2 separate regions of the Homo sapiens genome follow, and region 1 is linked to region 2. A link is an interaction called in ENCODE POLR2A ChIA-PET data of the cell type or tissue named here. Cell type or tissue: MCF 10A. All regions are shown on one strand.

Region 1 (8,000 bases), 830 kb after region 2:
AAGCAGCAGAAGAGCAGATTCAGAACCGTTTCAGTGGCCACTGCATGGGTTGTCTCCGCCACTGGCTCCTCATCTTTCTCTTTCCTAGATCACTTTTTGTGTTCCTCTTCCTTGCCTAGCCACCCTAGGAGTGTTTGCTTCTCAGGGTTCCCTTTTAGACACTTTTCTCCACTCGTTCTGTACCCATTCCCTGAGTGTCCTCATTGACACTATTAACTTCGTGTTCCCATGACCACTGAAAATGCATCTTCAGTCTCTTCTGAACTTCAGACTGGTATTTCTAGGTTGCTTCCTGGGTGTCTGCACCTGAATATGTCCCATGGGTACTTCAAACTCATGGCCAACACAGCGTTAGGGATTCCCCACCTCTACTTCAACCAAACTTCTCTGCCCAAACATGAACCTCCTCCAGTTTTACCAGTTTTGAGTGCCCTACAGTTCACCCAGGTGACCAAACCAGAAACCTGAGACTCACCTTCTCTGCCTTACTTCTGACATCTAATTATTCCACTGTACTGTTGTCTGTACCTCTATTCTATGTCTCACATTCACTCCCTCAAATCTTTTAGTGCTGATTTAGCTTAGTATACTCTCTCAGTGTTTATCTTCTGACTTATAACGTAAAAACAATTTCCTAACTGGTTTTATGTCTCTAACTGCACTCCCTTCTAAATCTATCTTCCCCTGTAAGTAAAGCAATCTTCCTAAACTGTAAACCAATGCATGGCACACCCTTGCTTAAAATACTTCAGTGTCTCCCTGTTATTTGCAGGATGAAGTTCAGACTTGGTGGCACACTGACAAGGCCCTTCAGCATCTGCTCTGCCCAACTGCCTTCCACCCACACACCTGTGGCTGAGCTCCAGCGATGCCAAATTGCTTCACTCTATACTTTCTCATCTCGGTGTCTTTGCACCTGCTGTTCCTTCTGGTTGGAATGTTATCTTCTTCTGCATTTGCTTGACTAAATTCTACTCATTCTTTAAGTCTACTCAAACGCTGTCTCCTCTGGGAGCCCTTCCTGACTGCTCTTGAAAGTCAAGTATTTAATCTTTGGCTCCTCTTTGGTTTCCTTTTCATACTTTAATTATATTATTTATCACACTGCTGTAATTATTTGTTTTTATGATGCCTCCAGTATACCGTGAGCACCCTAGTTTAGCATAGTTCATGAAACATAATAATGCTTAGGATATTTTAATTGATAAGTGAAGATTACATTTGCATAGTGGTTTTACCTGTGTAGGACATTTTCACCTCTTATTACATTTTGTCCTGACGACATCCCTGTGTTGTAGATACTTTGTTTTTTTCTGACAGATGAGGAAGTTGAGTCATAGGAGGAAATTGAATCATAGAGATGATAGATATTTGCCTACAGCCTCACAACTAACTTAGTAGCAGAGCTAGGAATAGACTCCCAAGTTTTCCTGCTCCTTGTATAGTCAGGCCCAGAATTAGAAATGAGATTCTCCTTTTTAATCAGACACTGCCTTGGTCTTTTAACTATTCCATTAAGTTCACTAATTGTGTGTAAATGTGTGTGTGTGTGTGTGTGTGTGTATTTGTGGAACTCATAGTGACAGGTGAGGAATCCATAGCTTTATTGATTCTTAGGATTGCAAATTAGGTCACCTGTTATTTTACAGATGAGAAAATTCTGTACCTGAGAAGTTCACACTTGCTATTAGTAGCAGAACCCATGTCTCCTTTCAGTCACATGTTCTCTTTCATACTGCATTTTGGGCAGTCATCAATTCCATAGGACAGACTTTTTTTTTCTTTTCTTTTCTTTTCTTTTTATTTTAAGATGGAGTCTCTCTGTCGCCCAGGCTGGAGTGCAGTGGCACCATCTCGGCTCACTGCAACCTCCACCTCCTGGGTTCAAGCTGTTCTCCTGCCTCAGCCTCCAGAGTAGCTGAGATTAAGGTGCACGCAATAGGACAGACTTTCTGTGTTGAATTGCAAGGGTTGTTAGTAGGATTTGTTGAGACATTAGGCAAGTTAAATCTTGAGAAGAGCCCATCCTCTGAGCAGAAAGAATGCCATTCCTGAGAACATTCTCAATGAAAGGTCCATGAAAGAGATAGGACCCAGAAGAGAAAGAATTAAATGATAATATTCTTTCAGGGATTATCCCATTCTTCCAGATTGCATTACTTCTTTTCCAGTGAGCTTCATAGGTTCTTCGGTATGTATCATTTTGAACTAAAATGAAGGCATCTAATTAGGCTGAAGGATGAGAACTTCCTATTGCAAAGAAAGGTACGTTTCTATTGCAAAGAAAGGTATGCTTGTGATCAGAAGTGTTTGTGATGTCATGGGGCAGAGTATAAAGCATGTGGGGCCTTGAGAGGACGGTATCCCTAATTACCTGGATAGAGACATGGAACTAATGTTAGTAGTAACGCTGTTCCTCTGGCTGGATTATTCCTCTCTGTACACATAGGTATGCATATAATAGAGATAATATAAATTTATAACCACATATATGTACGTATATGTGGAAAAGGGAATATATTTCATATGGACCAAAGAAAAACATTTTGCCAAACTGTCATTATTGATTAAATAATTCAGCATGAAGCCAGCAGGCAGATATCCACAAAACTTAACACTACACTTGCTTTTGAAAAACAAAAAAAGGTTTTAAATGTAATCGCTCGAAGGATGTTTTTTAATATTAACCCACACCAACCTGCTTCCTTTGGCTTGAGAATAATACACTTTAAAAAAATCTGTTGTGCCTTGAAAAGAAGAGTAAAACTTGCTATCTTCTAACTCCATTTAACACTACATTTGATTCCTTTTTATATAACGATAACTTGATCCTACTCAAAATACTTGGCACCTTTAGTGACAGAGTGGCATGTAAGAACACTTTAACAGATTTGAATGTGAGTAAACTCCAGTAGTTCTGAAATGAAGAGGTAGAGTTTTCAGTTCCTTATTCAGAGTTCACAGAAGATAAGAATACTGGGATTAACACAATAGACTCCCCTTCATTACACCTGGCTGAATAAAGCAATTATCTGTCTATCAAGACTAGCAACTTGTGCAACAGCATTAAGAAAGAGTGGATGGATAGGTGGATAAACGCTATTCCATTGGAAAGCGGTGCTGATATATGAGGTAATCCTTTGAGTTTAACTTGTAAAAACAGTTTTATTTTGGAGTTTATATCATGTTACTCTTGCAGCTTAGAGAGAAATGATTTTTCAAAATATTGTTGACTGCATTTTTCAGTTCTTTACCCATCTGAATTTTATTAGGGGGGTTATTTCAAAGACGTCTCTTGTTTAATCATGTTTAAACAATCTGTTTAAGACCTGTTGTGTAGATATAAACACAATAGTCCTTTAATGTCGTAAAACAGACTTCTGACAGACATAGCACGTAACAGACATGCATCCATTATTGCTTAAGCTGCTGTTCCTTCCATGCCTGACCTGAGAGGGTAACCACAGAGCTCAGCTGAAAGCGTTCACTGGTTAGAAGACACTGACATGTGCCTATGCACTGTATTAATGTCTAGCAAGCAGAGAATTGCAGAGCAGCATACAATTGAAAAGGTCTTAGACTAGATTAAAACTAAGTACCTTAAATCTGTTTTAATGGCTGTGTTTACATCTCCTTCTTCTTCATTCCTTTAAAAAAAGTAATCAGGTTTTGCAGGCGTTAAGAAAACCACCTCTTCTTGCCAGCTGGACTAGGTCCAGTTTAAGCAAGAAATTCTCCGCCTCCTTTTTTCTGTCTTTTTCTTTTTTCTTCCTCTGTGATCTTCTCTGCCATTCAGCACAGCAAGACCAGGCTGTGGGAGTTGGCTGACTTTTTCTTTGGTTATTACTTTTTAACATTTTCTTCCTGTTACAGAAATGAGAAAATTGAGAATGATGTTCTGCTGCTGCAGCAGTGAATGTCAAGAGAGGAGCCCTTTGCCTTTTTAATTACATCTGTGTAGTGTTTCTTTTTGCTTAAAACACTCTGTCTCTCTGTTTCTCTGTCTCTGTCTCTGTCTCACTCTCTGTCTCACATAAAATATGCACAAAACCTTAATAATGAAAGAGAAATAGAAAGGATCGCATGCTAAGGAAATTGAGCCAGGATCCAGGAATTGCGTGACAGTCTGTTTGTAGGCTAGTTGTCACTGCACTCTTTGAAGAATAATGCCATCCATGTTTAGCTGGATTGGCAAATAAACAGTGATGCTTTTTGTTCAACTACGAAAACTGCTATTTCCATTGCTAAAAATGTTACCGCTAAAAAAATCTTTGCATCTCTCAGTGGGGTCTCTATAAGTGCTCGAAACACAAAGAACTGTGGTATGTGTGAACATGTTACAGAAAAAGAAGGCAAAGAAAATGTTTTTGGAACTAAAACACTCAAGTTTTACTAAGTTTTGGAAGTAAAGTGTAGACATAGAGAAAGAGTTTTTTTGTTCATTTCCCATAAAGTCAAGGGAGAGATAAAGATTCACATGGTCCAGGATGGTGTGAATGTTCAGTTGTAATTAGTAGGAGAACAAGTGATAAAACGGAGTCAGAGAGACTGGGCATAATGTAATAACATCTTTGAAGTAAGCTTCTGCACTTTTTCTTAATGTCTCCTTCTGGTCTCTTTGCTCCACGTTTTCTTCTTTCCCTCAGTGGCAGCCTGGTATAGGAAAAAGGAGGCTCAGGCAGTTTAGGGGACTGCCTCCCAGTGTCACTGCCTAGTTCCATGACTTTAAAGCTAGTCTCAGTATTTTTCTGGGCATTAATTATTTCTCTAAAATGAAGAACCCAGTCTGATGAAATCTATATTCTCTTACAACTCTGAAAAATCCTAATTCATATAATTTTACTTTGAATTGGAGTAAGGAGGGATGGAAGCATCCCTTGGAAACAACAGGCAGACAAATTTGAGTAGTAGGTCTGAAATGAGAAAATACCAGTAGAGTTGTAATAAAGAAGCATAGTAGGTTAGAGGTGTATTAGGACATGGGAGAGGAGCTACGGCGAAGTTAGCCGGATTCCCGGTTAGCTCTTTTTTTCCTGCCTGCAAAAAGTATTACTTCTCATCTTGTATATTTCCATGATGCTTTCATCCAATCTTTTTAAAAAATTTTTTAATCCTTTTTTGCTTCCTACCTCCTATGAAGTTTCTTTTTCTTCAGACGTCTCAAGTTTTTTTAGTCCATTATCTGAAGAAAAGGGATTATACTGTAAGCACGTGTTTATTATAATTTATTTCCTGAAGTTTGACTGATATTGGCGTAGCCTGATAACTGTCCTTTCTCCCAGACACTGTATGCTTTGATTGTTGTGATTCGCCACAGCCTAAAACCTAAAAGTTATAAAGGAACTTGCATTTATAGACATTCAAATTAACATTGTACAATTCTTTTATTTATTTATGAATTTATTCAAAGATCTCGAATTCTTCAATCCTTAGAAGCCTAAATTTTGAAAGGAGCAGGCCTTCACTTCTCTCTCACACACATCTAATTGTATTTAAATATGACTACATATGAGATTGAGATAGTGAACTTTATGTCACTGGTCTAAATGGGTGCCTTTTAGTATTAAAAGAAATCAAACTCAGCTTTTAACATTTTTTCTATGAAATGGAGTCCCTAGAATATTTCTATGGAGTCTATGGTTTAACCATGTAATTATGTCTCTTGAGTAGATTATATTTTTCTTCCCATAATTATGTTTCACCCAAGAGACTGGAAAGGCTTTAGACCTGTCTTGGGTGAAATTGTTCTTCCTCTCTTCTCTCTTGATAAACGCCGAATCTTACGTGCCTGACTCTGTTTAAGAGCTGAAAGGGGACTCTTGAAGATATGTGGTAGTGATTATGATTTTTTTCCTTTAGAAATTGGTTTATGTATTAAGAAGGGCCCTTAGAGAGAAGCTCTGTTAGCTCATTTTTGAAATGCCATCAGAGAAGAATCTTCTGGAAGCAGATTTGTTTATGATCTGTGGTCCTGTGTCTGAAGCCACACACTAACATTGTTCTAGGGCTGTCTCTACTCACGAGCTATCCTGTATCATATTGCATGGCTATTAATTTCCAGCGGCTCAAAGGGCTAGAGGCCTTAAACATGAAGACAGTTTCTTAGCCCATTTCATTATTCTAGTCCAGAAATAGTTTCTGACCTGAATCAGACAGTGCACTCTTAGGGAAAAAGATGACGCAGCAGCCTTTCCCAGCAAAGATTATAGACTCATCAATTTTACTGTGGGAAATGTTTCCCAATAACCAGCTTTTTTTTTTTCTGTCTTCTTTGTCTTTACTGGACAAAAGTACAGATAATTTTAAATTTATCCATGTTCTTATTTTTTAATTCAGCAATCATTTGTTGTGTGACTTCTCTGTACCTAGGCTCCAAGTTTGTGCTAGACATAAAATGTGACACCCATCCTTAAGGGGCTCTCAGTCAAGTCTAGGAAAATCTAAAATATTAGGGTTTGAAATTTTGTATAAATATTTTATGTCAATTCATAGTAAGTGAATGCTTACTGGATGCCTACTGCACATAAGCATAACCACATGTAGTAGACAAAACATAGTTGTCGCTGCTGTCAGCTTGCTGGGATATAAATCAGAGGGATCATCAAGGCTCTCGAGACAGGAAACACCAGAACAATGTGATGACCAAGTTGAGCTTGGAAGGGATTTTGCCAAACGGAGTTGATGCGGAGAGGGTGTTCCAAGTGGAGGGGACAGCTTGAGCAAAGGCACAGGGTGTATTTGGACTGTCGATAGACCAGTGTGAGTAGAGCACAAGCTGGGAGCAGTACAGTTGTAGCCATTGGAAATGAGAGTGACAACGCATATTGCGACCATATTTTCCAGGTCCTTATTTGCTGGGCTCAGGGGGCTCTATTTAATTCAATAGACAATGGAAGACAATTGAAAGGTTTTGAGCAGGTAAGTGACATGAATGTTAGGATTTGGGGGCAGAAAGAATTTCAGAAATTATGGAAACTAACTCTTCATTTTTTGGTAGACGAGGAAGCTAAGACCAACAGGGTTCCATTTTGGTGCCCTTCCAAATATGCCAGGCTGCTACTCTGTTGTATTAGCCACAGGCCAGAGGTTAGGAGGGTTCTAGTGGAGGCCCATTCCTGAAGAAACTGTAGAAATGGGCTGGAGTGGATGATGGGGGTCTAGGAAAGGAGGTGACAAAGATATGCCTAAGCTGGATTTTGAGTCTGAGAGACTAGAAAATGATGATGATGAAAATAAGGAAATCAGAAGAGAAGCTGGTTGGGATGGTTTGAGGAGGAAGGGAGGGGCAAAGGGCTTAATTAAACATTACAAGAGTATAGGTCTTTGATTCCTAGACATTCACAAACCACCAGTGAAATGTAGTCATCTGAACGTAAACAGAGGAGCAGACTTTCACTTTTCTCCGTAGTATCTTCATTTTTACATGTATGTAGGAATGCAGAAAATCAAAGTTTTTAAATTTAGAGCCTCAATAGTTATAATAAAGTATGTGGATGAGAACTTTGCGTGGCTTTCCTAAGAATGTACTTGAGTCTGGGTAATCTTCCTTGTGCTATTGCTTTTGCTGGAAACCATCGACTGAACTCCCTAAGATACAGTAAGGCTCATCCTTAGAAGTAGAAATGCAACAATTACATGTGGAATGCAATCGTGACTTTAAAATTAGTCAACCTGTTCCCTAACGCTTCCCTACAAACACACTCCTTCATGTAGCACTTTTAGGATAGATTAGAAGTGAAGGATCTCATTATTTTTTTCCAAAACTGCTGTGGAATAGCAGCTCTGTGGACATATAACCAATTTTCTCTGAGAAATAGTAATTCTGATGCAAGTCCTCTCCTCTCTTCCTTTTTACTCCAGGGATCATTGTCACAACATTCTGAAACTGTTACATCCTGTGGCTTGAGCCCTAGAGTATTGGACCAGACTTTATTCAATCACATACTTGGTGACAGCAAAATTAGCTCATGTCTCCCCAGTTACCCCTCTCTTCCAGTGAA
Region 2 (8,000 bases):
ACTGGGAGCTATTTGTGCAGATATTTCTGTCAAGACCTGCTGCTCCTGGCACTTCCTGGGGCCTCCAGGGCTTCCTGCATGTTCCTGATTGACAGACATGGAGGGTTATTTTCTTTTCTAGCATGAGCCTGGAGGCTGTGGTATCCTGGGGTCATCTTGGGTCTTCAAAGCTGGGCTTCCTGGGATGAAGAGAGGATGGATGAGAAGATGGGCACAATCTTCAGATCCTGAACAGATCTGGGTCCTCCTTCCTGAGACAGGAGCAGAGGAAGGGGACACAGCCCTGCTGAAGCTGCAGGTTCCGCAGCAGATTCAGCCTTGGGGCAACTTCCCAAGGAATGATGGTATAGGGATAGCAGGCAGGTTTCCCAGACACTCAAGCATCCCACCCAGGCGCCAACAGGGGGTGTCCTCTGGGTGGTCTTGGTCTGAAAAGTAAAGGTGAGTGCAAACGCCAAGATGCTGGATAGGACATTCAGAGTGTCCCAAGAGACTGAGGGCTGCTTCTTTTGCAGAGGAGTCTTTCCCTTCACAACCAGATTTGTGTCAACGGTGAGCGGGCCCTCTGCAGTCCATTTAGAAAATTACTCATACGGTCCTCTTTGTCCTCTTTCCATTCCTTGTGTCCTGACAACTCTTCACGACCCCCAGTTATTCTTTGGAAATGTTTCTTGGATCTCTCCTGGTCTTTTTCTTCATCTGCAATGTGAGGATAATGATGATAACACCTTTGCAGGTGCTTAACACAACCCATAAATGGCTGAGCTGAGCTTCAGTCCATGCTTTGGGTCCCCAGACTGTGCTACTTCCAAAACCAGGCTTGTCTCCTCAAAAAGACAGTTGCGGCCGGGCGCGGTGGCTCACGCCTGTAATCCCAGCACTTTGGGAGGCCGAGGCGGGCGGATCACGAGGTCAGGAGATCGAGACCATCCCAGCTAAAACGGTGAAACCCCGTCTCTACTAAAAATACAAAAAATTAGCCGGGCGTAGTGGCGGGCGCCTGTAGTCCCAGCTACTTGGGAGGCTGAGGCGGGAGAATGGCGTGAACCCGGGAGGCGGAGCTTGCAGTGAGCCGAGATCCCGCCACTGCACTCCAGCCTGGGCGACAGAGCGAGACTCCGTCTCAAAAAAAAAAAAAAAAAAAAAAAAAAGACAGTTGCTCCTTGAGGGTAGGGACTGTGTCTGCCATGTCCCCTGTAGCCCCTGGCATAGCCTGCTGTTGGAAACAGTCAGCTCACGAGGATTTTCCTCATGCCTGTTCATGGTGGCTTCAGCCTCTCTCGCCTGGCATAGAAACCCAAGGGTCTCCCTGCTCCTTCTCCCAACAGGACTGCTGGGCAGAGGAAGACCCCCTTAGTTGGAGGTAGCCAGGCTGGGTTCCCTCCTGTGCTTGAGAGTGTGCTCCCATTGACATGTCCACCACTGTGGTTTCTAGGAGCTGCTCTGTGGATAGTGTATGTGTATCCCAGCCTCTTCTCCATCTTTCTCACCCCTCCTCCTCTTCCTCTTTGATAGTCTGAGTTCCAGGTCCACATGTGGTTCATTTAGTTATTTTTCAAAAAATTTCCTGGCCAGAGGATTTCAGCTTCCAGGAAGGCTCTCCCGGCAGAGCGTGGGAGTCTGAAGCTGCCCCGGGGGGGCCTTCTTGTGGTCAGGCTGTCTGCTCTCTCCACTCCTGGACACTATTTGTCTTTGACTCACCTCTTCTTCCACTATGAGTTATTCTTGCCTTGACCAGCCAGACCATGTGGGGAGAAGTCTTGGAGAAGCCCACAGCTTCAAGTTAGCTGGAAGGACACCTCGAGAGGACCTTAGGTGTGACCTCGACCAAGATCCCCTCAATACCAGCCCTGTTCCTGCACCTGCCCAAACCCAAAGGTTGAGCTGGGTCTGAGCTTCCACACTGATTTGTAACCCATTTCACCTTCTGATAAATATAAAAATTCCACGACTCCTTCTTCTGCCACCCGAAGATAATCTGAACAACTCCAATGAAGAATTACAATTATTTATATACCTGGCCTCATTTTTTGCTTTTTTTTTTTTTTTTTTTTTTCAAAGACAGGCTCTCACTCTGTTGCCCAGGCTGGAGTGCAGTGGCATGATCTTGGCCTACTGCAACCTCTGCCTCCCAGGTTCAAGCAGTCCTCCCACCTTAGCCTCCTGAGTAGCTGGGACTCCAGGCTTATGCCACCACACCTGGCTAATTTTTGTGTTTTCTTGGGGTAGGCAAGGGGTTTCACCATGTTGCCCAGGCTCAAACTCCCGGGCTTAAGCTATCCGCCCGCCTCAGCCTCCCAAAGTGCTGGGATTATGGGCATGAGCCACTGCTCCTGGCCTACCTGGCCTCATTTAACCCTATAGACAGACTCTAGGCACATGACCCCCAGCCAAGAAGATTTTGTAGAGCTGTCCTTTCTGCCTCTTAATTTATAAAACTAATAGGGAGGGACCCTTTTATTTTCCAATAGGAAGTAATATTAGGATGTTTAATGAGTGTTACTGGAAGGGACAGGTGTTCTTCCCTCACCCCGTGCCCCCTCTTCCTAGAGAAATACACATAAGGAAGCCAGAGGAATGGAGGAGGCCCTGGGTCATGTGACAGGCAGAGAAGAGCCCAGAGCCTTATGATCCCAGAAGCTGTGCTGGGCACAGCCAGCTTGGCCAGGGAAAGGCCTGGCCCTCTCAAAAGAGGTCTTCTCACAGAATCCAAGGCCTATACACCTCCTTTCCCCACTCCTTCCTTCTCCACCCCTCCCCAGGGGGGCCAGAAGGAGCAGAGGGAGCCCAAGACTCCTCATGGGGGGTTAAGAAAATGAAGAGGCTGGACTGTGGGGGAAGGAACAAAGAGCTAAAGGCACCGTGAAGCCAAGGAGGGAGGGTGAGTGTCTTCCACACTCCTGTGGACTGTGTTCAGGACAGATGCTAAGACACAACTTCGAAGTGAAAACTGGTGCATTTGGTTTAAGACTCCCTGTATAAGAGTGACTGAGTAACCACAGCAGGGCTGATATATCCCTTGTAATGTCATAGCCTATGATTACATGTTTTTCACACCATGTTTTATTCCTCACCCCAAATACTGGTGGTTTCAACATGCCTGTTCCTCCCTCCCCACAAATCACACAAAAATCCAGCAACTCTGACAGTCTTTGTTCTATGATCCTTGAGAAAGTCCTACGTTTCCAATGTCAACTGCTCAACCACATCATGGCCTTGATTTCCCCAGAATTGTACAGATGAGAAGCACATCTAGATCCTTCTCCTGCATCCCTCACTCTTGAAGCTCTCCCTTCCACAACACTGGCAGTGGTCTTCCAAGGAACCCCAGCTCCGTGGCTCCCAGGCTCTGAGTGGGCTTGCTGCTGGAGAAGTTGCTAACCCTGTGTGTGATGGTGAATTTTATGTGTCAATTTTCCTGGGCCGTGGAGTGTCAGACATTTAGTCAAATACTATTCTGAGTGTGTCTGTGAGGGCATTTCTGCATGAGATTATGTTTTGAATCAGTAGACTGAGTAAAGCAGATGGCCTTGCCTAATGTCCGTGGGCCTCATCCAATCAGCTAAAGGCCTGAATAGAACAAAAAGGCCAAGTGAGAGGGAACTCCTCCTGCCTGACAGCTTTGAGCTGGGAAGTCAGTCTCTTTTGGCCCTTGGAACTCGAACTGAAACATCAACTCTTCTCCAGTGTCAAGCCTGCTGGCTTTTGGACTGGAACTTACACCATCAGCTCTCCTGAGTCTCCAGCATGCTCACTGTAGATCTTGGGACTTAGCCTCCATAATCATATGAGCAATTCCTTATAATCTCTCTCTGTCTCTCCCCTGCTCCTTTACACATGCACATGCACACACTGTTGCTTCTGTTACTTTGGAAACTCCTGACTGATATACCATGATTCTTACAACTTGAGTTTCACCCTGCCTTGTGCCTGGACCCCACTCATACACATTCCTCTTCTCTGCACCTTTACCACGAGTCACACAGCCTCTGTTCTTCCTGCTTCCCACTGGCCAAAGCCTTCTACAGAGGCCAACAGAAACCAAAAGACCCCCGCTCACACTCTGTCTCTGGGTTGGAGTCCCTGCTCCACAAATGAGCCTTCCACCCTCCCAGTCCAGGGCCTTCCCACTGATGAAAGTGAAAATCTGAAAGGAGATAAGTATTTGGACAACAAAATAAATAGCACAGTATTGGATTATAAGCCAAAGTCTAATATAAATATCCACGAGTCCGTACTGATATAAATACATGACAGAATAAACAAATAACTGTGGAGAAGAGACCCATCTTCTGCAGAGGAATTCCAAATCCTGTGTAGATACTTCCTCCACGAGGACAAGGAGCTCCCTCTTCCTTGAGTGGAGACTGCACATAGCCACTCGCTTCCAAAGAATAGAGTGTGGTGAGGGTAAGGGATGCAGGGAATTGCTTTACAGCAGAGAATTACAAGTCACCTGGCAAACACTACCTTGGCCAGGTGATCAAGTGACATCAGCAGTGATAAGTCCTGTTCATAGCATGTACTCCCTGGTATGGTACAAAGAGAAGGGTGCTTCACCTCTGTGGTTGTCACCTAAACCCATAACTCTAGTCTAATCAAGAGAATATGTCACACCCAAATTGAGGGGTGTATTGCAAAACACCTGGCCAGTACTCTTCAAGGTCGTGAAAAACAAAGAAAGACTGAGAAATGGTCAGCCAAGAAGAGCTCAGGGAGACATGATGACTAAATGTAACATGATATTCTGGATGGGATCCTGGAACAGAAAAAGGATATTAGTTAAAAAAAATTGTGTGAAATCCAAATGGAGTCTGGAGTTTAGTTAATAGTAATGGACCCATGTTTCTTAGTTTTGACAATTGTACCGGGGAAACGTAAAATGATAACACCAGGGGAAACTGAAACTGGGTGACAGGCATACAGGAACACTCTGCACATCGTTGCAGACTTTTGGTGAATCTAAAATTGTTCCAAAATAAAGAGTTCATTTTAAAAGATGAGGTAGGCTAAACTAGAATATTTCTTTCTTTTGTGTGCATGTGTTATTATGCAATTGACATATAAATACATTGTGCAGGATTCAGACAAACAGAAGTTTACAGAACAAAACCAGGAAGTCTCCATCTCTCCTCTACCCCTGCCTTCCATTTACCTCCTCAGAGCTAATAATGTTCATTATGGCTCAAACCGGGAAACTGCTTACTATGTGCCAGGTTTTGCTAGAAATGCTTTGCCAAAACCGAGTGACTGAACTTAATCTTCATAACAACCTATTGGGATAGACACTGCTAGACTCATTTTACAGATGGAGAAACTGAGGCACATGGAGATTATGGAAACTGGCCAGGGAAGGTAGTAGGTGGCAGAGCTGGGATAAAAAGCCCAGGACAGGCCAGGCACAGTAATCCTAGCACTTTGGGAGGTCGAGGCAGGTGGATCACTTGAGGTCAGGAGTTTGAGACCAGCCTGGCCAACATGGTGAAACCCTGTCTCTACTGAATATACAGAAATTAGCCGGGCATGGTGGCGGGCACCTATAATCCCAGCTACTCGGGAAGCTGAGGCAGGAGATGTGATTGAACCTGGGCGGTGAAGGTTGCAGTGAGCCAAGATTGCACCATTGCACTCCAGTCTAGGCAACAGGGCAAGCAAGACTCGGTGTCAAAAAAAAAAAAAAAAAAAAAGGCCCAGGTGAGTGAGTGCCAGTATTCATGCTTTAACCACCAAGAGAGGAGGCACCACTTCCGCTTTTGGGCACAATCCTTGCGCGCACACACACACACACACACACACACATCCGTTTTATTGGGACTAACATCCATGTTGTTGTGCAACTTACTTTTCATTCTTAACACATCTCAATGCACCTTTCATGTCAGTATCTAGGGCCTACCACCATTGTTCTTAATTGTTCTATGCCAGTGCCTCTCAGCCAGGGGTGCTTTTGACCCCAGGGAACAGCTGACAAAGTCTGCAGACATTTTTGTTTGTCACAGATGGGACAGGGGATGCTACTGGCATCTGGTAGGTGGAGGTCAGGGATGCTGTTGAACATCCTACAATGCACAGGGCAGCCCCTAACAAAGAATGATCTGATTCAAAATGTCAATGGTGCAGCATGGTATCCTGTGGCAAAACTAGAAGATTCCTAAGCACCTTCTAGTTCTCACATGCCACAAGGATGTGTCACGCAGGGCCTTTCCCTCTCCCTCCCAGCTCTCTATGCTCAGTCCGTTTTCATCCCTTCCTGCCATGCACTCACCTCCTCAGCTCTCCTCCCAGCACACTCTTGTGTCTGGAAGCCACACTTTGCGGCATCTCCTGTTATCGCTCTTTTTTCACCTTGCAGATGCCATATTGTTCCTCGATGAATTGTCCCTGGAGAGCAATAATGGTATCCACTTCTGTAACATCCTCAGGGCCCAGCATGCTGTGCTCGGTGGGCAAATCGGAAATTACATCACTCCCATTCAGAAAGAAGTCTAACCATTCAAGATGATATTTGTACCCCAGGGCCTCTTAGCCCTGGCTGCACAGTAGAATCACCTGGGGAACTCTAAGTAAACACAGATGTCCCAGCCCCTTCCCAGACACCCATTGAATCACAACCTCTTGGGTAAATTCTGCACATCAACATCTTTTAAAACTTCCCTCGCTGATTCCAACGCCCAGTCAGGGAAGAGAACCACCACGCTAGTCAGTTACTGCTGCAGAGTTATCACAAACATCTGAACCGAATTCTCACAGTTCTTGAGATAGAGCCTGGTGATAAATTCCTGTCAAAGGAAGGGTCACGTCTAATTTCTGTTCTCTAATCCAGGGCTTCGCTCACTCTAACGGGCACATGAATCACCTGGGATCGTGATAAAATGCAGATTTGGGTTCAGAACGTCTGAAGTGGGGCCGGAGGTGCCGCATTTCTAACAAGCGTCCTGGGCTGCTGCTGCTGCCGCTGGTCCCGGGACCGCATTGTGAGCAGCAAGGCTTGGAATGTTGCTTCAGGGTGTAGGGGCCTTCAGGCTCTTTCCCAAACTTAGGCTCCGAAATGTTTGCTTGTTACTTAGCCAGGCAGGCACCCGGGTCATCCTCTTGGGAAACAGCTTCAGTGCAGGTGAGCTGAAACAAAAGCTCTGAAGAGAAATGGTAAATGTTTACTGGGAGTTAGGAAAAAACAAACAAACAAACAAAACAAAGAAAGAAGCAGAGGAATGCGACAACTCCTAAAACTTAGAAATAAAAAGATAAAACCCCAGAACTTCAGGGCGCCTTCCAGTTTTAACAGTCTTGGTTTGATGTCCATTAGAATGTCAGCTAAGATCCATCAAGGCTGCAATTTCCTCCCACAGACTTGGGACCTCATTTTTGCTGCTTGAGCCGCACTCTGTTCTCCATCAGTGGGATTTACGCATATGGAACCGAGTGTGGAATTGGGCCCATTACATTTAACTTCCTATATCTGACATATTTAATACCTACTTTTCAAATAAATGAAATCCCTGTTTAGTGCCGGCCTGGAAAGGTGCAGTTGGTTAAGGAATTTTTCATGGGCCTGCGCAAGGCGACTCTGTCAAACCCGGCAGCCTCTTGAAGAGGGTGCAGTGACCGGGGTCTCTCAGAAATGGGGGGACAAGGTTATAGAATAATGGAACAGCTGTTACAATAAATGGGCAAATGCATTTTTTTAAAAAAGTCTTAAGAGCTGCTTTGTGTGCAGAATTATAATCACACATAAAAATGTGTGTGTCTCAGAATTGGGGAAGGAGAAGCTCTCAGAAGGCATCAGTTCTAAGAATCTGCTTTCATTATGTGCCATTCCAGAGGGATGAATGGACCTTGACTCTGTGAAGTATAATAGCAAAGTCACAACTTGGCCTAGCTTTCACTTAGCCTCCACATCCTCTCAAACAACAGCAAAGGGGGCTGGGGCTTGGAAGGGGGCAGCCAAGGCTAGGGGGTGATACCTACTCTCACTCCACCCTTACCAACCAGCTACCTGG

Evidence for each region. Peaks named below come from ENCODE experiments on the same cell type or tissue, not always from the same donor. Only the 100,000 strongest peaks of a DNase experiment are listed, where the experiment ranks them.
Region 1: POLR2A ChIA-PET joins it to region 2 with 5 read pairs; 2 of 35 experiments call an interaction of 5 or more read pairs at or near these places.

Annotation. Positions count from the first base shown.
Region 1 is chr6:45,477,101-45,485,100 of GRCh38, forward strand. All of the region lies in intron 5 of RUNX2 (RUNX family transcription factor 2), which reads left to right. Among named protein-coding and RNA genes, the nearest start is that of RUNX2-AS1, 96 kb to the right of the region's middle. In MCF 10A, no CTCF peak of the experiment used is centred here; DNase peaks (open chromatin) are centred at 1,341, 3,451, 3,701 and 6,131.
Region 2 is chr6:44,644,918-44,652,917 of GRCh38, forward strand. No RefSeq gene overlaps it. Among named protein-coding and RNA genes, the nearest start is that of MIR4642, 210 kb to the left of the region's middle. RefSeq lists enhancers at 6,489-6,990, 6,991-7,490. In MCF 10A, no CTCF peak of the experiment used is centred here; a DNase peak (open chromatin) is centred at 4,684.